Linked DNA regions of Mus musculus: region 2 is linked to region 1. The links are chromatin loops, found by intact Hi-C in ENCODE. Cell type or tissue: left cerebral cortex. All regions are shown on one strand. Links, peaks and the distances in the headings refer to the core of each region. The heading gives the core; the rest is flanking DNA.

Region 1 (12,455 bases), core at 3,232-8,231:
CTTGCTGCTTCAGTCTCTGTGTCCAGTATGAGCCCTGCTTAGTTGATTCAGTGGGCCATGGTCTCCTGGTGTCCTCCATCCCCTCTCGATTCCTACAATCTTTCCTCCTCTTCTGCAGGGTTCCCTAGGCTCTGAGAGGAGGGACCAGATGGAGACCTCCAGTTTAAGATTCTCTCTCTGCATAATGTCTGACTGTGGGTTTCTGCACCCACTCCCATGTGCTGGGGAAAAAGCCTCTTTGATGACTAATGGACAAGGTGCAGATCTATGAGTATAACAATATTTTTTCTAGTTTATCAATGTGAAAAAATACTTGAGGAAAATAACTTAGTGGGAGAAAGGTTGATTTGGGATCATGGTTTCAGATGTCCCAGTCTCTATTTACTGCCTTCTACTGCTTTCTCAGGCCCATGACAAGGCAAAAATATGAGTGGAAAACTATTAACCTCATGATGACCAGAGATATGCATCTGCATGCTCGAGTGCATGCGTGCGTGTGCACGAGTCTCTGTGTGTGTGTGTGTCTAGTGGGGATGGGGTATAGATGATTAGAGTTAAGATACAAACTTTTCGGGTATATCTGCAGTGGCTCAGCTACTCCACCTACCTCCTAATAGCCCATTAGCTCTGAACTTACCAATGAAACTAGTATCCTCATGATCCGATCATCTCTCGAACGGTGCTACCAGCTGGGGGCTAGCCATTCATATTAGCCTTGCAGGGAGAAACTCTTGTTCTAGTTTGATTTTCTGTTGCTGTGATGAAATATTCTGACCAAAAGCACCTTGGTGACCAAAGAATTTATTTGGCTTATACTTCCAGGTCACAATTCATCATGGAGGGAAGTCAGGGCAGGAGCCTTGGAAGAACACTGCCCGCTGGTTCACTCTCTGGCTTGCTCTCAGGCTCATGCCAAGCTAGCTTTCTTATGATGCCTGCCAAGTGAACGGCGCTGGTCCCAGCTCCTACATCAATTAGCAGTCAAGTTGGGTGATGATAGCACACATTTAATCCCAGCACTCGGGAGGCAGAGGCAGAGGCAGAGGCAGAGGCAGAGGCAGAGGCAGAGGTGGCAGAGGCAGAGGCAGAGAGGCAGAGAGAGGCAGAGAGAGGCAGAGGCAGAGAGAGGCAGAGAGAGGCAAAGGCAGAGAGAGGCAGAGAGAGGCAGAGAGAGAGGCAGAGAGGCAGAGAGACAGAGAGGCAGAGAGGCAGAGAGGCAGAGGCAGAGGCAGAGGCATACATCTCTGCAAACTGAGGCCAGCCTGATCTACAGAGTGAGTTCCAGGACAGCCATGGTTTTACACAGAGCAACCTTGTCTTGAAAAACAAGAATTAGCCATCGAGGTAATGCCCCCATAGACATATTACTGGCCACTCTGATCTAGGCAATTTTTCAATTGATGCTCCCTCTTCCCAGAGGACTCTAGGTTGTGTCAAGTTGACAATAAAAACTAGGACATCTTTGTGTGCAAACCATAACGATCTTCATTTCTAAGTCAGAGATTTATTTTAAAAAGAGGAGAAAAAAAAAAAAGGAGGAGACTTTGCAGTTTGCTCTTTCCTTTCTAGCACTAACGTGGAGTCAGAAGAATGAAGCAGAAGGGAGGGTAGGAAGTGCAGATTAGAAGAATTGAGTTGTAGATCCTAGGAACTATTGCAACCTCCTTTCTGTCCACTGACAGTAGGGATAAGACTTTCTCAAGGCCCATCAGAGTCCGAGATGACAGTAATACATCTGGGACATTCTGGGAAGGGATGTGTGCATGTGTGTGCATGCATTTATGTGTATGTGAGTGTGTAAAACAGCAGTGATAATCCCAAAGTACCTTCCAAATTCTAAGATTTTTGTTTCATATGAGAGGGAACATTTTCTTCAGAGGCTGTAGAGGACACAAGTGGACTGGAGTGGAGCCACGTGTTTATGTCTGTGTACTTGTGTCTACACCTGTGCCTGCTTCAGTGCTAGAGAGGGAGTGATGTGCAAGCGAGTGAGAAAACATGAAGGAGCAGAGAATGATAAAAGAGGAGGGCTTTGTAGAGAGTGGAGCTTAGGCTCTCACAATCCTCCTGCATCAGCAAGCTCACCCCATGCATGTACCTGCACAGAGTCCAGCGATCATCTCTTTTTAGATAATGGTCATGGATATTGGTTCCACTGATGAAATAAAATGGGAATGCATGGTTGATATACAGTTCCCAATAGTTCCATTAAATAAACATTACTGGAGACCATTGTTTGGGCCTCAACATATGAGACTGAAAAGAAAAATGGTGTCACTCATGCTAAAGTTCTACATCAGCAAACTAAGCTGTTTATCTAACCTTTCCAGAAGTCAGAAGAAATGAGAGGGAACAGTCAAATTCCCCATGGACTGGTTTCAATTTTTATGGTGATGAAACGCCATTCTTTCTAATCCTTATCCAAAAAGAAATGAGCAGAAAAGCAACCATCCCAACACAGAGAATGTTCTGTCTCTGTCCCTGATTTACAAGAGTAGTAACTTTGAAATGACTGAGACACTATGTTCTTTATTTCTTATTTCTCCAATCTTTGTCTGCCTCCTTGTGGTCCTTACACTGTCCTGTGGAATACTGTGTTGTCCACTTCTGGAGGTGAAAAAATAAGGCCAGTTAAGATCTTGAAAGGGAATTGTTGTAATTTGCCCTTTGACACTCCTTATAGTAAAAGGTTGTGATGGCTACTCTTGGTTATCAACTTGGCTACATCTGGAATGAACTAAAACCCAAATGTCTGGGCACAACTGTGAACGATTTTTCCTTAATTAACTGATTTGAAGTGGGAAGTCCAATTATAACCCAGATCTTTATTTCCTTCCTTCCTTCCCTTCCTTCCCTTCCTTCCCTTCCTTCCTTCCCTTCCTTCCCTTCCTTCCTTCCCTCCCTCCCTCCCTTGAACCACTCTGTAGACCAGGCTGACTGCAAACTCAGATATTTCTTTGGTGCTGTTTTCCATGTGCCAAGATTAAACGCAAGCACCATAACTGCCTGGCACTATAATCCAGCTCTTTGAGGTAGGAAGATCCACCTTTAATCTGGGGTGCACCTGCTGGCAGCCCATAGAAAGGCCATGGAGCTAGGCTAGCTCTCTGCCTGTTTCCTCCTGGAGCTAGGCTAGCTCTCTCTCTGCCTGCTTCCTCCTGGAGCTAGGCTAGCTCTCTCTCTGCCTGCTTCCTCCTGGAGCTAGGCTAGCTCTCTCTCTGCCTGCTTCCTCCTGGAGCTAGGCTAGCTCTCTCTCTCTCTGCCTGCTTCCTCCTGCAGGTTGTCTTCTGACCTCCACCATGTGGCTCTGGCTTGTGTACACACACACAATTTTTAAAAACACATTTAAAAAGCAGAATTGTGAAAACACCTTTATGCATTTGTCTGTGATTTTTCAAGACAATGGTCATTTTATTTTCAATTAATTTTTTAACATTAGCATACAGAATTCTAGTTTTTATTATGACATAATTTGTTTTTGTTGATCCTTCTCCCACTGTTTTCTTCCATGTCTAAGTCCCCCTCTGCACCTCTGACCTGTACACTAACTAACCTCTTTTCTGTTTCCATGTTACGCATGCTCCAGGACCTCTCCCTTACTTCTTCAGCCCCTTTCCTTTCTAGCTTTACGACCTATGCCTACATGTACTGTGTGCCCTATGTGCACAGCGGGTGCCTTGGAAAGTCAGAAAAGGCATTGGCTTCCTTGGAACTCGAGTTATGGATGGTTGTGAATCACCATGTGAGTGCTGGGAACGGAACCTGGGTTCTCTGCAAGAGCAACACGTGCTTTTAACAGCTGAGCCGCCTCTCCAGCTCTAAATTTATTTTTATTCTTGCCTGCATGTATGTGCACAGTGTGAGTGCCTGCTGCACTCAGAAGCCGGAAGAAGGTAACAGATGTCCCAAAACTGGAGTTAAAGATAGCTGCAGACAGTGACCCGTGGGTCCTGGGTCTTAAAGCAGGTTTCTTTGGAAGAACAGCCAGGTCCATAACCATTGAGCCACCTCTTCAGCCCTCGGCCACTTTTGATATCTGCATAACGACTCATTTTTCTAAATAATTTTGAAATATTTTACTCTGTGGCGTGATCAGTATTAGTTCTTGCATTTAACAACAGCAAGCCATTGGCTATCTTTGGTTCCTTTTCCCCCCACTGCACTAATCTCTGGGGACACATTCCCTGAAGTGGATTCCAGGCTCAATGTTAGATATGCACCAATGGCTTCTTTATATGTATTTATAACATTTGTTTCATGGGAAAATGAATTCTGAGTCCTTCAAACAGACTTTCAAAATCATCTTACATTGCTGGTTTAAAATTTTGCCAGTGATTATTTGGTATTTATGTTTGTGTTCTGTAAATTTGTGTTTCTGAGTGTAGACATACTGAATTTCTCCGTGTTCTTAGGGATCTGTTTTGTGCTCTCAGCTTTGGAGAGCTTTGCTGTTATTCCCAGAGTGCAGGATTTCTGCTCCCCTTCTGTTCCCAGGACATTCGCAACCTGCAGAGAGTGTTAACAAAGGCATCTAGCTGCATTCGGTTGCTCGGGTGGGGGGGAGGCAATGCCTGCACTAATGTCTTTCTCTAGAACAATCCTGTAGGCGGAAGGAGTAGGAAGCGTTGTCAAGGCTGAGAAGCAGGACACAGCTGCTTCTGAGAGCTCTCTAAGGAGTTGGGAGGTCTCTTGTGGGCTGCTGTCTGTCCTCTCTCAGGTGAAGCCACTGGTTAAATAGATTACTAATGGAGTTCTCCGGGGGAGCAGAGATTGGCTTTTCTCACTGGAGCTAGCTGCTAACTCTCAGATACTTTCAAAAGCCAACTGGGCTGCCAGCAAATGGGTCCAGAAAGAGACTAAAGGGAGGACAGCACCGATGGCCTCCTGATGTCCCCCTCATTCTGCTTTTCCTTTCCTCCCTCTCCCAGACCCACCCCCAAACTGGAAACAAAACAAAACAAAACAGTCTCTTTTTCCTAAAGTGTTTAAAAAATTTTTTTTAGACGATGGATTTTGTGTAGACCAGGCTGACCTTGAAGTCCCTATGCACCCAAGGATGATCTTGAAATCCTAGTCTGTCTACTTCCTGGGTGCTGAGATTATAGGTGTGTGTGCCAGCCTACCCAGTTTATGCTGGGGATCAAACCCAGAGCTTCTTGTATCCAAGGTAAGCACTCTGACAACTGAGCACCATCTTCTCCCCCTTGAAGCTCTTTTCTTTTTCTTTCTTTAAAGAATCAGAGCGTTCCCTTTACGAGGAGACACATGCGCATGCATACACACACACACACACACACACACACACACACACACACACACGCACACACACACACACACACACATTAGAAGACAGCAGTGTACCAGAGTATTCAAGCTTGGCTCAGGCACAGAGAGACCCAGAATGTGAGCATCCACTCTTATATAATCCAGCATAAGATCTAGAGAACATTTCTTGCAGTTTTGCCCACTGTCCTCAGAACCAAAGGCTTATTTATCATTAACCAACCAAACAGCAACAAACACTGATAGAAGACGCTGGGGGAGAAGGAGCCCTTCTGCACTGCAGGGGGGAGTGTGACTGACTGCAGCTGTTAAGAGAGTCAGAATGGAGTTTCCTCAGAAAGCTAAAAATAGAATGACCATTTGATCCAGCTATACCACTCCTGGGGATATACGCAAAAGACTCGAGTCAGCAAATCGCAGGGATTCTTGCAAATTTATGTTTACTTTGGTCCTATTCTAGGTGAACAGATAAAATGTAATATATATGTGTGTGTATGTAGTATATATATATATATATATATATATATATATATATATATATAAAATATATATATGTGTGTGTGTGTGTGTGTGTGTGTGTATGTATACATATGCACACAATGGAGTTTTATTCAGTCACCAAGAACAAAATACTATTTGCTGGAAAGTGGATATACAACTGGAGATCATATTAAGTCAAATAAGCTGGATTCAGAAAGTCAAATAATTTTTTTTCTCCTGTAGAACCTGGGTGATATGTATGTATACACATGAAAGTTGAAGGTGGACTATTTAGGAAAAGGAAGGGAATAATCAGGATGTGGGCGGAGGAGGGTAGGAGAAGGTAATGGGAATACGTCTGATCACAGAACATGATGTTCTTGAACACAAATGTTTCTATTGAACCTATTTTTTGTACACCAAATATACACTAATAAAAAATTAAAATGGGTAGGGAGGCATCTCAGTAGTACAGTGTCTATCTAGCTTTTTAAAGATGCCAGGTTCTATCCCCAGTGGTGTAAGATACATGTAATCTTAATACTTGGAATCAGTAAGCAGGAGGGTCAGGAGTTCAAGGTCAGCCTGAGTTACCAGAGGCTCTGTCTCAAAAGCACCTCTGCCCTGCCTCCCCCAACCCCCATTAAAACACCAGGGTTTGTTTGTTTTTTTAATCTTCTGTCCAAATTGTACCAGTACCTTGTCTCTAAATGAGACTGATGACTGAGAGCAGGGCCTTAGGTGAATAGCCATACTCAGAGAATGAAGTACCTGAGTACCAAGTCTGGTGGTTCGGACTGTCCTTTTATGTCCACTAAGGTGCACTACATGTTCCTCCTCTCTGGAGTGGCCTGGATGTGAGTTACTGCTGCAGTGTGAATAAGAGCTGTCAGCCAGGCACAGTGGTGCACGCCTTTAATCCCAGCACTTGGGATGCAGACCCAGGCAGAGCTCTGTGAGTTTGAGGTCAGCCTGGTCTTCAAAGCAAGTTCCAGGGCTACAAAGCGAAATTCTGTCTCAAAAAACAATAGCGATGGAGAGAGGGGAAGGGAGAGGTGCACGTGTGTGTGTGTGTGTGTGTGTGTGTGTGTGTGTGTATGTGGCGGTTTGGGGGAGGTGTCTCCCATATGCTCACGTATGTGAACACTTGCTCCTGAGATGGTGGCACTGTTTGGGAAGGTTGTGGGCATTTTAGGAGCTGGATGAAGTATATCTCTGGGGGAGGCTTTGGTGCTCCATCTCCTGGCCTTACTTCCTGTTCTCTCTCCAATTCTTGTGAATGGGCATGAAGCTTGACCAGTGTTCTTCCTGCCTGGCAGACTGCTCTCATGCTCCTGCTGCTAAGATGGACTGTGCTCATCCTCCCAGAACGGTCTCTGTCAGGGCATTCTAACACCGCAGTAGAAATGCAACCAGTGCAGCCGTCCACCAATAAAGTGTACAAAGGAATCACCCGGCACCCGAGGAAAAAGCCCCATGAAAGGAACAACGGATATACTGAACTGGCACTCGAGAGCACAAAATTAGTACAATTAGTGGAGGATTAGTTTGAAAAGCTCCTCCCCCAACGGCACACTGGACGCTAGGGACCACCAATAAGAGGGAACACGTGATGTTTATCTTCCTGGATCTGGATTTCTTGGCTATAATCTTTTCTAGTTCCATCTGTTTTACCTGCAAATTTTCTTGATTTTATTTTTCTTTATGACGAATAATAGTCCACAGTGTCTATGTATTACATTATCAATATCCATTCGTCAGTTGAAGGAAATTTAAGTTGTTTCCACTTTCTGGCTATTATAACTAGAGCAACAATGGACGTAGCTGAGCAACCTGAGGAGAAGAATGCTGGAGTCTTTTCAACAGTCTTCACAGAAGGATCTACAAAAGACTCCGGATAATCAAAGCAGTCTTTAGGAAAAACCGTGATAGAGGGATCACCATACCAGATTTCAAGCTGTGTTATAAAGCTATCGCAATACAAACAGCATGGTCCTGGTACAGAAATGCAAATCAATGGAACAAAATAGAAGACCCAGATGTGAGAGTGTGTAACCACACACATCCAATATTTGGCAAGGATGTAAAAAATACACACTGGAGAAAAGATAAAATCTCCAACTAATGGTACTAGGAAAGCCAGGTCTCCACATGTAGAAGAATGTAGACCCCCATTATCTATCACGCTGAACAACAACAACAAAAAAGTTAACTCCAAATGGACCAAAGACTACAAAGTGAAACTTGAAACACTGAAATTGCCAGAAGAAAACACAGGCAGCCATACTCGACAAAACATAGCTACAGGAAAGAAGGTTCCGAAGTAGGGCTCCATTCACTCAGGAATGAAAGCCAATGATTGATAAGCGAACCTCAAAAACGAACAAGCCAAACTGACGAAAGCTAAATGTTATTGTGCAACAAAGAAAATGAGTGAAGAGGAAGCCCGAAGAGTGCGGCAGAGGCTTTGCCATCGTACATCTGAGAGAGGATGATGCATAGCCAGAATACACAAAGAATCCAAATCACAGAGCCAAGAAAACAAACGCCTAGTGTAAAGACTGGGCTAAAGAACTCTAAACAGCTCTTTCTCAAAAGAAGATATAAAAACAGCTAAGAAAGACCTCAAAAGTCTTCAACATTTTTAGCTTCTAGGGAAACGGCAATGAAAACTATTTTGAAATTTCATCCTACCCCACTCTAAATGTCTAAGTTGAGGAGGGGGGAAAAAAAACCAAATTGAAAGCAAGTGCCGGCAAGGATGTTGGGAGATGGAAACCCTCGTTTGTGGTTGGCTGCACTGCAGACTCGTACAGTCAATATGGAACTCTTTTTGGTCAATTCTAAAAAAGCTAAAGGAAGAGAGATACCATATGACCTAGCTATGCCAAGGGAAGAGCTAGAGTGGTGTATATGCCCAGTGGTATAGGCTTGATAGGCTGCTGCAGGGGGATTGCTGTGAGCTTGAGGCTAGGCTGGGCTACTACAACTAAAATCTAAACTAAAACCAACAGAGGGAAAACTGGTCCATGACAACCAATGAGAAAACAGTAAGGGCCAGCACACACACCGGCCATCCCCTCTGCCTCCATAACTCTGCCTTCCTGGACCTCTCTCTCTTCTTAGGCAACTCCTTTGCTATCAGGCACCTACCTCAGTGGCCCACAGTACTTGATGGAGATCCTTCCCGGGCAACTAGAAAGTCTGAACAGGGTGGATTGGGTAAAGTTGCATCCTCTGGGATAAACTGACCATGCTCTCTACCTCTAGGAAATGCCTAACTCTATTCTGCTTTGCAAGGGGCAGGAGCTCAGATTTGCGTTATTCCTGCGATGATCAACCTTGTTTGTCAATCTGATTGGGTCTGAGATCAATTAAGAGACACACCTGTGGGTGAGTATTGCCAGGAAGGATTAACTCGGCAAGGGTGGGGAAGAAGCGGTGCGAAAGACCTTCTAGGCAGCAGCCTGGGTATAAGGAGGTTTGAGGAACCCACTTTCAATCTTTCCAGGTGAGCACATCTACTCTGTTGTCATGGTGGCTGCTGTCCTTTGCTGCCATTTGAAATCAGTTTGTCTTGTCAATGTAAACTGAAGACCATTGCCTCTCCAAGAACACTCCAGTCTTTAAGTGTCATGCTTGGACTGCTGAGACCTCCAGTCTTGGGGACTTGGGGACCAAAGAGCTACCTCATTCTTTGCCTCTCCAGCACATAGGCAGCCATTGTTGAACTATACAGATTGTGTTGTGTAAGATAATCTAATACATCTCCTTTGTAATAATACTTATTCTGTAGATCCTGATCCCGTGGAGACTATTTCTCTCCTGCTCGTTTAATAGAAGGAGTGTTAGGTGTGTGGCTGGGCCTGTGTGCTCTCAGCGGCTAGCTCTGCCTGGCATCCAGAACCCTGAACAAGCTAGAACAGATGGTGGTATGGAGAGGTGGCTCTCCAGTCCTCATCCCAAGACACTTATTGCTGCGGAGCAGGGAAGTGCAACTAAGACAATACTTATCACATACCCACTGGGAACAGAGCTCTCTGCCACTGTAGAGCAAAGACAAATGACTATTCCTGGTCCCCAGAAATGAAAACTCGACCAGAGGACACAGTCCGAACCAGGAAACAGGTCAGCCAGAGCAGAAAGCACATGTCAGACCACAGGTGGGAGCCAAGAGATGGAGGGCAATGCTTCACCCTGCTGGTAAATACTTAATGACAAAATCTTACTTAGATTCCTCAACAACCACATATGCAATTTTAATACTATAATCCTTGCTTTTCAGGATGAGGGAACTAAGACTCTATGAGTGAGGTCAAGAAGTTTGCCTAGTGTCACATACCTGGTAAGTAGTGAGACCACTACAGAAACCGAGGAGCTGATGTTCCAGAAGGGGATTTGTAAGGGGTAGGGAGTCACAGTGGGTGACTCGAGAGTTGAGAATGTTTGTTGTTGTTGTTGTTGTATATTTGTTTACTTGTGACAAATATTCCACAACTTCTGCTGGTCAGAAATTCCTTGAGACAATGCCTTTGGCTCTTTGTCAGTCAGAGAGCAGAGTCATTTGACTCACCCATGCCATGAATGGCCCTGCAGACAGCTTAAGTTTCAAATTGGCCATTAAACCTGTCTGTGACCTTGTCAACTGTGGCTACAGTCATCTTCATCTGGAAGGATGCATGGTCTTTGGTATCAGTGAATGAAATGGAGCTTTCTTTCTTTCTTCCCTTCTTCTCTTTCTTTCTTTCTTTTTTTTCATTTCTGAGACACAATTTCGCTGGTGTCATTTTGTATGCGGAGGCTGCTTCTGCTCTCACAAGTCCAGAATTATCATAGAAAGGGGAGAGTGATGGTATGTATGTATGTATGTATGTATGTATGTAATTTTAAATTATGTATATGTGTGTGGATATCTGTTTTGGTTGTGTGCACTTCAATGCAGTTCCCATGGAGATCAGAGGCATTGAATTTCCTTGAGCTAGATTTACAGGCAGTTGGAAACTACCTAGTTCAGATTCTGGGAGTTGAACTTGGGTACCTTATAAGAACAGCAAATGCTCTTAGCCTCTGGGCCATCTCTTTAGCCCTAAGAATGATTTTAACAGGCAAGAAAAGGAGCAGTAACAGACTGGGCAGAGTCCTGGTGTGGCCTTGTGGGATGCTGTCTTGACAGACATTGGCAGAGCTGGTAGTGGACTCCTGTCCTGTATACAAATGTCCCTGGGCAGGTGGCCAAGTCCCTGGCTCTGGCAGAGGCTTCGCGGTGTTGTTTGACATGCCGGTGGATAGATGGTAAGATGGGTGGTGGATAAGGTGCTCTGTCACAGAGTTTGCAGGCCTTGAAATGTGATTGTAGTGTGAACTGAAGGTCCCACTCCTATGGTGCTTTGAGAATCCCTGAGACCTTGTTCCCTGAGAGGTGTGAATGTGAACGGTGTGTCAGAGAGGTCAGTCTGACAGAGCTGGCTGGGGCAGGAGGCAGTGTGACCAAGCACAGTGTTCACAGGACTGAGAGGGGCTTGTGAGAGAGTGAGTGAGAACAGGCCAAGAGGTGGGGACGCATAGGCACGCATGGGAGAGTTTGTGCTTGTATACCTACACAAACATAAACGTATATATGCACATGCATACATCTCTGTCCTTGTCTGACACCATTCAAAAGGAGGAGGAGAGGAGAGAGAAAGAGAGATGGGGGGAGGGAGGTGTAGGAGGGAAGCAGAGGGAGGAGATAGAGATTGGAGACGGGGGATGTGTGCTCTGATTTCAGCACAAACACTGAAGATGAGCTACATCTTAAATTCTGAGATTTTGACAAAAACTACACAGCAGCAAAGGAAATCAGACACCAGGGCTGTGAGCTGCTAATCCTGACTAAGCCCCAGTAAAACGCTGTTTGCCTGTCCACCCAGGCTTTAGGCACCGTATTTTCCCTGCTAACAGCCTGCCACTGTCACATGGGCTGTGAGAATTATGTCTGGAGTGCCTGGCCCTTGCTCAGCAGCCCACCAGGATCCCTGGGGACACATAGATCAATAATAGATCTTCCTTGTTTGCTGGAGTTCGCTGCAGCCTGAGCCACCTGCTGAGGTGCAGCCTTGTCTAACCCTGGCTCTACCTGTGCTCCCCAGAGTCTGAACTGCTCCCAGCTGTCACATAGCAAGATTAGGCAGAGATTTCTGGCTTCGGTCCAGTTCTGAGGTGCTAGTAGGATCCTCCACCCCCACCCCCCGATATTGCCTATTAGTTTTCTTCCAGAGGTCACTTCACATTCTGCTGCAGATGTAGCCTCTCTTTTGACTTGGGTGAGTGACAGCACCTGCTGGCCCCCCTTGACAATCCACATTCCTAACCCATATTGAGACAGCTCTGTCTTTTTTGTAAATCACAGCAGCTGTGGTAGAAGAGTCCCTGAAGTGTGTTATCAGGAGTGGGTGCAGTAAGTGATAAGGCTATCCCACGAGCAGTGATATGATAGAGAGAGCCCCTGGATCAAGAGGTGTCAAGGACTTCCAGATGGAAAGAGTGCAGCATAAAAGTGAGCTCAGAGTCCGCGGACAGCTGGCTGTCCCTGAAGCTGCCCTGACTTTGGAGGACAGAAGAGGGCGTCAGATGTTCTGGGGATGGAGTTATAGGCAGTTGTAAGCCATTCAGTGTGGGAGCTAGGAACAGAGTGGGGTCCTCTGCAAGAGTAC
Region 2 (12,455 bases), core at 4,892-9,891, 59 kb after region 1:
ATACAGAAAATCCATTTGTGGCCCAGGAGATAGATTTCTAAGGACTTGGCTGAATTAAAATGCCTGCTAAAACCCTGATTCACCTAAATCTTGCATAAAATACATAATACATATATACATATTGCATACACACATATATACATATGCTCAATAATCGGTTGTACCATGCATGGCTTGATTTGAGTGAATAATATTCCTAGGATGAGCCACACTTGGGTTCATCCCTGAGATCTGTCCTGTCTTCCTTATTCCTGTTGTCCTTTAATAATGACAATGACTGCTCTTCCTGGACCCATGCCTTTCCACAAGATGGGTAATTTGTTCCCATGTAGTTCACAAGTGGCCTGTCCCAAGAAGCCTTTCACTATGTCCTTCACCATCCTGTTCCCATGTGTTCCTGTCATAGCGCTCACCTTTCTGCATGACACACCACTATAAGCTCCAGGAACCCAGCACATTCTTGCTCATTTTGTATTCTGGGAAGAGAGCACAGAGCCAGGCAGTAATGATGGCACATGAATACCAAATGCTTGGATACAGAGAGTGAATATCAACTGTAAAGCCGGCTGGGCTGCTGGGGTGGTTTTGCCCTGGGCTCTGCCTTTAGTGCTCTTAGAACACAGTGGAAAGGGGAGGTGCTAGCTTATGTAACTAGTTCTTTGTCTTCTACGACTGGTGTAAATTTTTGCTAGTGGCTCAGTATGCCTGCTACCTGAAAGTAAGCCTAGAATCCTGCCAAGTGTCATGACTTAGAGCCCAATAGAGCACAGTGAGCTTAAAGCTCTGAGAGTCTTTCCACAAACTCGCTTTCCGTAGTCTGCCACCTTTAGGAATTTCACCAGGCTTAGGGCATTCAATGACAAGTTAAAAAACTGTTAAAATGATGTTTTCATAGGAAAACCTTATTCCATTTGTACTCAGCTAAGCATGGTGTAGTCAGTGTCTACAGCTTCCTGAATTTCCTACTTTTCCTTACAGCATGGGACGTGTAAACTGCTCTTGAAAGCACCAAATTTACCATAAACATGGGAACCTCTTGCAATTCAACTGAGGTGAAGCTAGAATTGATGTGACCTCGTCGTCGACACCACCACCACCACCACCACCACCACCACAACCACCACCAATGGAATACTGTCTAGGCAAACATCTAATGTATGTGACACTTGAGTAAAATGGAAGATGAAAACAAGAGGGGGCTATTTTGGTTAATTTCATAGACGTTGTAGACTTGAAGAGTACCTAACGTATTTTCACTTGTGGACTAGCAAGATGGAAGTTCTTTATTTGACAATACATCATGCCTCTCTGGTTTTAAATGATAGCAGACATTCTTGGGATACCACCTTAAGCATAAGGCAATCATGACAGTCCCTTAACACGTGAGGGTTCTACACCCATAGATTCAGCTAAATGTCCATCAGAATTATTTGAAAACCAGCCAATTGTTCATGAAAGTTATTTGAAAACAAACGCATCTTTATTGTGATAAATAACACTCTACCTTAGAGAGAAGCTTGCTAAGACTCAGGATGCTCTAAAGGAGGTGAAACAATCCATCCTGCAGGGGAGTTCCTTAAATCTCAGGAAGTCTCTGGAACTGAGCAGACTTACCAGACCTCTCCCTTCCTAAGTATACACAAACAGTAAGTCCTGCAGAGAAGCATTCCCCCAGACGAGCCTGGGTGCCTGGAAAAGACAGAGAACAGCCAAGCTGCCTGGAAGAGGCTCTGACCAACTAAGTTGCCTTGAAAGGACACAGTATATCCTGTTGAGATGCCTGTAAGTTGTGTAGCAAGTTCCAGGCTTCTAGCTTTTACTAGCCATCACCCATGCTGTCATGGGCTTTTGATGATAGAGCTGACTTTGGGTTATTTTTGCTCCTGTAAATAACCTATTGCCCATATTCTTTTATGTAACCTTTGTAAAACTCACTTACTAAAGGCATGCACCATCAATCCCAGGACTAAGGAGGCAGAGGCAGGTGAAGCTCTGTGAGTTGGAGACTGGCCCACTCCACAGAGCTGCTTCTGGGACAGCCAAGGTTACATGAAGAACTCTGTCTCAAACTAACCAAACAAACAAAAAACAAAGCAAGCAGCAAAAAGCCATTGCTTTACCAAGTTGGACTTTGGTGGCACTGTTACTGTCATCTGTCATAGGTTTCCTGTGTAAGGGTTTGTTCAAGTCTTCATGGGAAAAGTGTCACACAACATATGTAGACTTTTTTTCTTGTCATTATTTCCTAAACTATATAACAACTAGTAGGATAACAGGTCCATTAATTTATTATAAGTAATCTAGAGATGGTGTAAAGAATTCAGGATTATATGTGTAGGTATAATCATGTGTATAACACAAAATATATCATTTTATATGGAGGATCCGATCACTGATAGATTTTTGTATTTTCATGGAGTCTAAAACCCGTCTTCTCTTGATCTATAAGGATCATCGTAGTATAGATGTAAGTTAAGGACAAATCTGCTAGTTGCTTACTGAATGTTCAACCCCAGGAACCACACCTCTGCAGAGGCTCAAAACTCAGAAATTCACATCTCTTGGAGAACCTATACTTTGTCAGGAGCCCAGATCTTTAGGAACACAACTCAAATCTCTTTAGGATCTCATATCTTAGTAACCAGAATCTCTTCAGGATCTCACATCTCCTCAGGAACCCATATCTCATCAAGGTCTCACATCTCAGGAAGCCCTCTCCTCAGGAATGTATACCTCTTTAGAAACCATCTTCCCAGACATCTATATACCTCTTCACAGCAACTCTCAGCTCTGTAAGAGAGCACTTCTCCTCGGGAATGCGTGGCTCCACAGGCACACTCATTTCCTAAGCTCACATTTTCTTTCAGGAGAGAAGGTGGCTCGTTAGTGAGCATCCATTTATGGGGAGTCACTCACTGCTTTCTGTGACGAGTAGAGCTCCTCTGATCCCACGGTGTGCATCATATTGACTCGTGTCTTCTATGTATAGCTCAGTCCTGACCCTTTAAACTCGAGTGCTGACTACAGTTTGGAGATTAATAATTTTAAGATCAATAAAAGGAATGGATAATACAGTGATGAGTAACCTTAAAATCTCAGAAAACCAATTTTCCCTAAGCATCTGAAGTGTGGAGGAAAGCATAAGCTGGGTTTTATTTATAACCCAGAGTAATCCCTGTCTTTCCCCTGACTTTACTCGGCATTCTAAGAGCTACACGGACCCTGGGTTGGTTGCCCTGCAACCAGGGAGAGATCTGTGCAGGAGTTTTCTACAGTCCATGCTAACTAGAATCTTGAACTTTCTACTCTGGGATCAGGTTATGTGACGAATATGTCATAATGATCAAGAGCTTGGTCATGGCAAGAGCCATGACCCCTGCCTCACTCAGCAGCTGTATGGCCCTGGATAAAGTAAAATATTTGAGACTCAGTCCCTTCTTCCTAAAATATAATATGTGAAATGAAAAAAAAATGTCTGGATCATAGTAAATATTCAACAGATAGGACTTCATCACCATCTTCTCTATCCTCCTTCTCTGCATCATTATCATCATCAACACTATCTTTATCATTATCATTCTCATCTCCATTCTCTTCCTCCACTTCATCTTCATTCATCATCTTCATCATCACCATTATCATCATCATCATTGTCATCCTCATTATCCTTTCTATCTTCATCATCTTCATAACCGCCATTGCCCTTCATGTCATTTTTGCATCTCTGTCATGATGCAGACCCAAAGATTCAGGACATGTCACCTGAGGCCTGACTTGTGGTCATGTTTCTGTGGAACTCTTGGCACACTGTCCTAGGGTGGGTGCACATAGGAAATTTAGAGAACCTTGAGCAACTGAGAGAGAAGTTAATATTTTGAGTTTATACCACTGGTAAATGGTAAATAGTAAGTCTAATGAATAATCCTATACATGTTCTAATGTTTTGTTTGTTAAGGATGCCTAGAGTCTTGGCAAGCTAATGGTGAATTATGTTGTGCCATTCGGAACTAGGTAACTGTAGAAAAACTCTTTAATAGAGCGATGAAATTTGGGTTCTGGGGAGATAGCTCAGCAGGCAGAGGTGCGAAGCCTGATGATTTGAGTTCCATCCATAGGACCCATGTGGAGAAAGGAGAAAATCAACTGTGACAAGCTGTCCTCTGGCTTTCACATGTGTGTCGTGTGTCATATGCACCCATACAGTACATACACAATGCATACATACATAATGCACACATAATGCATACATGCAAGCATGCACACATACCATACCTCCATCCATACATGTATACATGCATGAATACATACCATACATACGTGGGGAAAAGGTACATTTGACTTGGCATAGTGAAGTATGCCTGTAACTTCAGCATTCAGGAAGCAGAGGCGGCAAGTTTGAGGGCTACATGGATCACATAGCAATATTTGGTTCCCTAAACCAAACCAACTAAAGCCCAACAACAACAACAAAGGGAAATATGGTTATCCCCCTTTCCTGGAGGATACAGAATTAATCATAAAGGTGATTACTCATTTTGGATGGAGTATGTTAGAAAGATAATTCTTTAAAAGTTCGCACTGTAACAGAGATCTAGTCCAGAGTTGCTATCTATTTAATACACAAAGTACTTTGGCTGAGCTTCCTTATTGGTTACCCAGTGCAGAGTGGTTAGCCCTGAAACCACACACACACACACACACACACACACACACACACACACACACACAGTGCAGAGTGGTTAGCCCTGAAACCATACACACACACACACACACACACACACACACAGTGCAAAGTGGTTAGCCCTGAAACCACTCACATAAAAACCAAAAATGGACTGAGCAGATTGTATTTATATGTATTTGTGAATACACACATGCATACATTTACATATCAATAATAAGAGAAAAAAGCTATGAACTTGAGAGTGGGGAACGTGGGTGAGGTTTGAGGGAAGGTAGCTGGGAAGGGCTGGAAAGAGGAAAGGGAGGAGAGAAAGTGATATAATTATATTTCAATTAAAACATATTAATAATAAAATATGAAAAGGAGTCTAGTGAACTAAATCAACATTAAGAAAACATGTTTCAGCAGTATGCATAAGGATGGAATATGTGCAATACGAACCTAGGGACAAAGAAACATTTTCATAAAAGCTGAAAAACACAAGGTTGTGGATATTCATAATAACTCAAAATAGCCTCCCCCGCTCTGTTTTGTAAATGGTAGCTTTGTGCCTATGAAAATGTCCACTTGCTAATTCTGTGTAACTCAAATCTAGAGTTAAAGACTCCAGGCATAAAGTTTATATGCACATTATATTTGTCTTTCTAAAATAAACATATTTATGATGAAAAGTTCTGAAATCCTTCTTACTTACAGGGTTGTTTTTCTAATTTACCTTTTGGATGGCTTAACTACAATCCTCTAGTTTCTTCCTCTAGTGACAGAAGAGTCTGCCAAGTTTTCAGGTAAGATGATGGGGGTACCCTTCTACAATACGGATATCCCACTATAAAATGAGAATATTTAAGGACAGATATTTATTTTTCTTGGAAATAGACAAAAACTTTAACTTTGTAAGGACGAAAATAGGAAAGGTGGAAACAAAATGTAACCCACCTGAAAATTTCTGGGCAGTTTTAATGATGTACCAGATGCTGTAACATGTGTAGCAGAGATAAGTTAACGCAAAATTATTTATTGTATAACTCCTGACTATGAGTAGGTTGGGCATGTGGGAACGTTGCTTTCTCTATAATTTTTTTTCAGTGATATAAATGAAAACACTTAGAACTGAGAAAACATGTGTTGGATTTCTTGTCCCAGTTGCTTCCGACATTTTATTTCTTAGTCATAGTTACATACTACTTTTAAAAACATTTATTTATTTATGTGTATGACGGCTGTGTGTGGAGGCTGAGGAGAACTTGGAGTTCTTTCTTCCCACCATGTGGGTCCCTGGAATTGAACTCATCTAGTCAGGATTGGTGGCAAGTGCCTTCACCAGCTGAGCCGGCTAGCTGGCTTACAGCAGCTGTTTTTAAAATGGAGATTTGATGGCTTATGATTACATGGAGCATTGTGAGATTTGGATCCGGCATTTGTGGAGGAATGTTTAACTTTGCTCTCTCACGGCAGATCGCGGATACCACGGTGTGAGTTTAGCGCATTCAGTGATCGGACTGGTCCTTAGCACACCATACTTTATTGTAATTTCTTGCGCAGGTGCATTATGAATTTGTGTGTCTTGTATCACAATGCATGGCAAGATGCCTACTTTGTCGTTGAATGCTGGGATTGTTGTGCTGTCGTTGAGTACTTTTTAATATATACTTATTTTATCTATGCATATGTGCCTAATAAATGTATGTGCACGAAGTACCTTCAGGTGCCCATGGAGGCCAGAGGGCACTGGGTCTCCTGGAACCAGAGTGACAGGTGGTTGTGAGCTGTCTCGCGTGGGTGCTAGGAACCGAGGCGCATCCTCTACAAGATCAGTGAGTGCTCTTCTTCAGCCTTCTCTCTCACCCCTGTTGCTGAATAATTTGTTAAAACTCCTCGACCATCCACACCAGGCCCCTTGTGGTGAGAACTTAATCTGTGATGAGTCTGGTGCATGCTGACTCAATAACTAAGAAAACCACCTCTATCTCGTATGGAGGGAGTCGAAGTGTAAATATCGATCACACGTAGAGGCTCCCCATTCTGTGCACCGGGGGAGAAGGAGAGTTCCCCGTGCAATCCAAAAGGCCTTAGAAATGGGTGGCAAGTACTGTAGCAGGGCTCAGCGGGAAGCTGAGCTCCTTGGACTTGAGGTCAGGAAGGGCACAGGTGCAGGGGATGGCTGAGCGCTCTGGCACGCGCCAGTTGATTCCCCAAGCAGCCAGTAAGCGGCACTGTGCCCCGGCGCTGGCGGCCGGAGGAGCGGGCTGCGGATTACCTGCAGCAGCCGGGGCTGGCAGCTCCTCCCCGCCCGCCCCCAGCCCGCCCCCGCCGCTGCACTAGCCCGGCTCCGCGGGCTCCGGGCACTCGCTGGCGGGAGCCGGGGCCGAGCGCGCCGGGCAGTGGGGCCTCCTCCCTGCGTCCTCACGCCGGGCTGCCCTCCTCCCGCACCGTGCGGCGCAGGGAGGCCCCGCGCCTCGGCCGCCCCCGCGTGCCCGCCTCCGCCGCGCTGCAGGGGGACCGACCGCTGGGCTCTCGGCACCAGCAGCGCGGCCCCCCGGGTGCCTCGGGCTCCTGGCTGTGGCCGCCGCAGGGGCAGCGACCCGAGTAGCAGCCGTTGGAGCCCCTAGAACATCCTGGTTAGCAGTGACTAGAGCGTCCAGAGAAGCCGCAGCAGCAGCTTCAGCAGTAGCAGCAGCAGCATAAGTGGCCGCGGTCGTGGGGCTCCGCCGGGCTCCGGAGCCGGCCGGGCCAGGAGCGCGGAGCCATGGCTGATGCGGGCGAAGGCGAGGATGAGATCCAGTTCCTGAGAACTGTAAGTGCCACGTCGCGGCGCGCATCTCCCAGGGGAAGGGGTGCCTGGGAGCCCCCCGCAGGGTCCCCGTAGAGTGACAACCGGCTGCGGGGCCGCCTCTGGTCCGCCAGAGGCGCCCCAGGGATGCTGGAGGGGTCTGCATCACCACATGTGTGCAGGTGTGCGGGTCTGCCCGGGGAAGGGCAGGACGCGTGTCTGTGCGCGCATGTGGAAAACCAAGAGGACTCAGTGCGGTGACAGCGTGGCGAGCCAGCGGGAGGCACCCGGGCGGGCGCTACCCAGCTGCGGGAGCTGAATTGGCCAGGGACCTCTTCGACCGACTCAGGCTAGGGTGCAGGGCTGCGTGTTCCGTGGGGCGCGCTTAGCGTGGCGGCTCTGGCTTTCGCCGTCCCTGGGGCTTCAGGGCTGAGTCTGCGCGCCGTCACGGAGTGAAGACATCGCAATCCGAGTACTTGGCGGTGTCGATCATATAGTGACTGGCCAGGGCTGAGAAGGCTGCCCCCAGGGTGCCCCCAAGTCGAGCAGATACCAATGCCATGGAGGCTTGCTCCGGTGGTCCCCACGGTTCCCGGCATGGTGCCATGCTGGTTTTCGTGACGACAGCTTGCAGAGCGCATTGGAACCGTGTGTGTGTGTGTGTGTGTGTGTGTGTGTGTGTGTGTGTGTGTGTGCATGTGTGTGTGTGTGTGAGTGTGCGTTCCTGTGTGTTGTGTGTGTGTGTGCACGGACCGCATGAAAGAATTTACAGAGGCTGAGCATCATGAACATGTGTCGTTCTTTAAACGCTGGCTTGTTGAATACCGAGTGCAGCCAAGTGAGTGCCTGCAAGCAAGTGATGTTTGTCTGTGTGTTTCTGTGTGTGTGTGTGTGTGTGTGTGTGTGTGTGTGTGTGTGTGTGTACAAGGGGAGGGTGGCTGCTCGGGATTTCCACATAGTGTGGTAGGCAGGGAAAGATCGGCCTCACTCTAATAAGATTCCAAGTGCCACTTGGCGCTGCTGCCTTCCTTCCTGATTGTTCTACACTGCAGATACTTCCTAGCCGCTTGCTCACCTCCAAACCTTTGAGCCTGCTCAAGCGCCAAAGAAGTGCAAGAAGCCCCTATCACATCAGTCTGCTTAGCCTTTTCTGCATCGTCTCAGTCTTTCCTTCCTTACCTCTCCTCTTTTCCCAAGACTATCCCCCTGACAGGATTCCTTTCCACCCAAGACGGCATTTTCTGCTGGGATTTCTTCCTGGCAGCCTTCACGTTCCACTTCCAGGTACAGTCCCTTCCAGATTCACAGAAAACACCACACAGATGGGGAAAATTTGAAATACTAACTAGAGGATAACTTTTAGGTTATTTGCATAAAACCTGAATGGTGTTATTAGGAGCCATTCCCCTGCACACTTTACTTTTTCCTAGTATTTGGGAGGTGGGTCGTTTGCATTGCAGAGAGGCCTGTGAGTGCAGATCAGTGTGGACCACAGGTCTGAGCTGAGCAAGGCTGTCCCCATACATAGACAGCATCCTCACTAAGACATAGCTTATGAAGGTATCCGAAGCCTTCTAGCCATATTGTTTATTACGTTTCTTAGTGGACAATTGTCTAAAAGTTCTGTTTTGTTTTCAACAAGTCAAGCTGTAGCCTCAAAAGCCACGGAATGCGTTTTTCAGGCAGATTACAGTTTTAGCTGCTGTGTGGCTTTAAAATTCAGTTTGTACCACACTCTACAGGGTTAAAATTAGCCAGGAAATTTTGGCTGGTTTTGTGAGTTCAAGGGCTCCCTGCAGGCTTAAATGCTAAGCCTAGCTTATGGAGGTGCTGTTATCAGAATGTTTAATGGGGACTGAGGTACTGTGCCTGCCTGTAGGGTTTTTTTTTTTTTTTTCTTTCCACATATAAAGTCATGTTAACTCAGTGCCACTTAGCAGCTGCCTGTCAGCCAGAGCGACACCTTTGATAAGTGGGGCTTGGGTAAGGTCTGGCAGTCCTAGGCTGAGATTCTTCTTTTAATAAAACATTGGTAGGTTGTTGTACTGATGATAAATGACCTTGAAGGAGTAGCATTGTGAAGAAGGGTGTGTGTGTGTGTGTGTGTGTGTGTGTGTGTGTGTGTGCCATTCATATCTGAAAGGAAGGCTTCTTTTTCTGAGCTTGTGATTCTAAAACGATAATTCTCAAGTCTTTCTCCAGCTCCCCCGTCTGCTGCCCTGGGTCCTTCCCATTTTATTCTTTAACCTGAGTATGTTGATGGTTCAGTGATATTAATGAGGTTAGCAAAGGCAAGCGTGCCATCGCTTTATTATCTTCACCCCTCCCCACCCCCGGGGACAATTTTTAAAATGTGAAAGTGTCATTGTGAGTTATTTCATTTTGTGTTTATTTATTTTTGTTCACACTTGATAGCCTGTGAACATAGGGTGCTATGGAATATGTGGCATAGGATGAATGACATAGAATTCCTGGAGATCCTGTCTCACTCTTCAGAGGGCTGAGATTATAGGACTCACCATACCTGGTTTCTTTTTTTTTTTTCCTTTTCTTTTTAATTAAAAAAAAAATTCCAGACTGGCTTTGAACTTGCTTTGTAGCTAAGGCTATCCTTGACCTATTGATTCCTCTGCTTCTCTCTCCTGAGTGCTGGGATCACAGGCGTGTGTTCACAACGGGTTGATACAGTGCTGAAAGAATGAATGCAGGGCTTTGTGTGTGCTAAGCACATCCCAGCTCCTCATTTTGTTTTTTTTTAAAGGCACATGTACCAAGGAGCATTAAGACTGCATATTTTGACATACTAATTGTAACTGAAATCTTTCTGAGAGTAATAGACAGAGCTGTTGTACATTAAAAAAAAAAATCAGTCATGGGGATATTGTGGCTGTGCTGTGCACCAGGCATTTACACAACTGATTAGCATACCCTGATCATTATCATGTCAATTGGGCTTGGATTCTGCGTTCCAGCACACTGAAGCATCTCTACCATCCACAGCTCCTCCCCTTTTCCTTTCTGAGAGAGGTCTGAGATGGTTGCTAAGGGACATAGAGGTGACATCTTTAATGGAGCCTTTGCGTGAGTTGTGTCTTCTCTGTTTCTATCAGGGATGCCTTCATTTTGAGGGTTTTGTCACTGTCAGCCTAACATCCGTCCAGTTCTCTTTTTCTTTATTGCTGGTTTTGTTGTCTGCCAAGATTCCTTCCCAGCAGGTGATAGGTGGCTTCCCTACCAGATGGAGACAGGCTCCCTCTGATCTGTTTATATTTGCAGGGGCTGAGAAAATGCTTCAGGTGTGCCTAGCCCTTGAGACAGATGAATCATCGTATCATAAAATAAACCTTTAGCACCTAATGAATTTGCCCACCATGTCCAGACACATGCATGATTTGAGATGCCATGGCTTCTTTTATCTTAACAACTTTTATGAGCTTGCCAACATAGCAATGAACTGTAATTTGGTATTTAAAAACATAGATTATTTGTTTTTCTTAAAGCTTTATTTATTTATTTATTTGGTGTGTGCATGTGCGCGTGTCTGTGTGCGTGTGCATGTGCGTGCGTGTGCGTGCGAGTGTGTGCGTGTGCGTGTGTGTGTGTGTGTGTGTGTGTGTAAGTGAGCATGCGCACATGCTCGCATGCATACATACGTACTCTCTGGTGTTCTAGTGGTGATCAAGGAAAAATTTGCAGAGGTTAATTCTCTCTTCTTATCATGTGGATCTCGGGAATTGAACTCAGGTCGCCAGGCTTGGCAGAAAGTACAGTTACCTGCGGAGCCATTCATTGCCAGCCTAACGCTTTTTTTCCTCAAGCAATCTTGTACAATTTCACAGGTGCTATTAAGATACGCCTTCAACTTAAGAATATATGCGTTATTAAATGGCCTTGCTAGGGGTTATGTTTTCAGTCCTTTGCTTTGTTTGTTTGTTTGTTTTGCTTTTCATCATTGTAAGTATAGCTGAACTACTCTGGTCACACACTGGGTCATATGGTTAGTATTAAGCACACAAAGAGACTTTAAGTTTGGGTCCTGGCTGCAGGGATCGTTCTATTAGGAAGGCTGGAAACCTTTGCCGGAGGAGCTCTTCCTGGGAGGATTCCCTTCCCTGCTCGTCCATCTTGCTCCTGAGTGACAAAGAGCATCTTAGGAATTGCCAATCAGTTCATAGCGGTAAAAAGAAACCTTTAAGGTCAGCGATGAGCACGGCGAGGGCTGGTGGTGGCAATGGCTCACAGTGCTTTGTAGAGGTCAGGAAGATCGCTAGCATGAAAACAGTACCTCGCAGCGGACAGGAACCCCAAGCTTTTCCTTTGACTCCAGGAGTGTCAACGGAGAGGATCTAGCCAGCGGTGGGCATTTGCTTTCTTGGTCTTGAAACTACAGATAGCTTGAGATCAAAGTACACCAATTGCACTTTCTCAAGGAACTGATGGACCCCCTTCCTCAGAGTCCAGGACACGTCATTAGATTTTAAAAGAAAACCAAAAGCCGAATCACTTAGAAGTCAGTGTGTACATTTTGCAAGAAGGGCAGGATCTAAACTACCCAGAACATTAATTTATTTGACATCCTGCCTTATTTGTGCTTTGGCCTTTGATAACTTTTAATATGTGAGTCAAGACTGAATTACCTAAAGACAGATGATAGCCAGGGCCACCTGAGTGGCTGCAGATAGTGTCTGAATGGGAGAGAGGGGCGATAAGGCATCCATCTGCCCCCTGAGACTCAGGGGGAAGTTCTGGTGATGTAGTAGCTTGTTTGCTAGGCACCTTCTGCATGTATGCCATGATCTTGGGTGTTGAAGAAACATTTGCAATAAGCAGAGAAAGGCTTCCCTTTTATTATAACTGTAAAAGATTTCAAGGCTGACTGACTAATCAAAGAGAAAAACAGCACGTAGACCGCCTCCCTTTAGTCTCAGGTAGGTTGAGCCTCTGCCCTCCTCCTCCAGTCATATAGAGAATGAAATCGAAGCCTTGCTCGAGGTCCACACA

What was found. Hi-C counts contacts between places; a loop is a spot of excess contacts. Peaks named below come from ENCODE experiments on the same cell type or tissue, not always from the same donor. Only the 100,000 strongest peaks of a DNase experiment are listed, where the experiment ranks them.
Region 2: it touches region 1 in a loop (5-fold over the local background); 5 of 42 quality-filtered maps call a loop at or near these places.

The regions. Positions count from the first base shown.
Region 1 is chr13:12,158,786-12,171,240 of GRCm38, reverse strand. No RefSeq gene overlaps it. Among named protein-coding and RNA genes, the nearest start is that of Gm10336, 21 kb to the left of the region's middle. In left cerebral cortex, for the core only: no CTCF peak of the experiment used is centred there; DNase peaks (open chromatin) are centred at 3,768, 4,581 and 5,380; H3K27ac peaks cover 1,578 bases.
Region 2 is chr13:12,101,422-12,113,876 of GRCm38, reverse strand. Ryr2 (ryanodine receptor 2, cardiac) reads left to right here and starts at 6,932. Exons shown (of 105, transcript NM_023868.2): 1 at 6,932-7,478. The coding sequence starts at 7,431. In left cerebral cortex, for the core only: CTCF peaks have their summits at 6,871, 7,564 and 9,345; DNase peaks (open chromatin) are centred at 7,386, 7,743, 8,382, 9,152 and 2 more places; H3K4me3 peaks cover 3,583 bases; H3K27ac peaks cover 2,559 bases.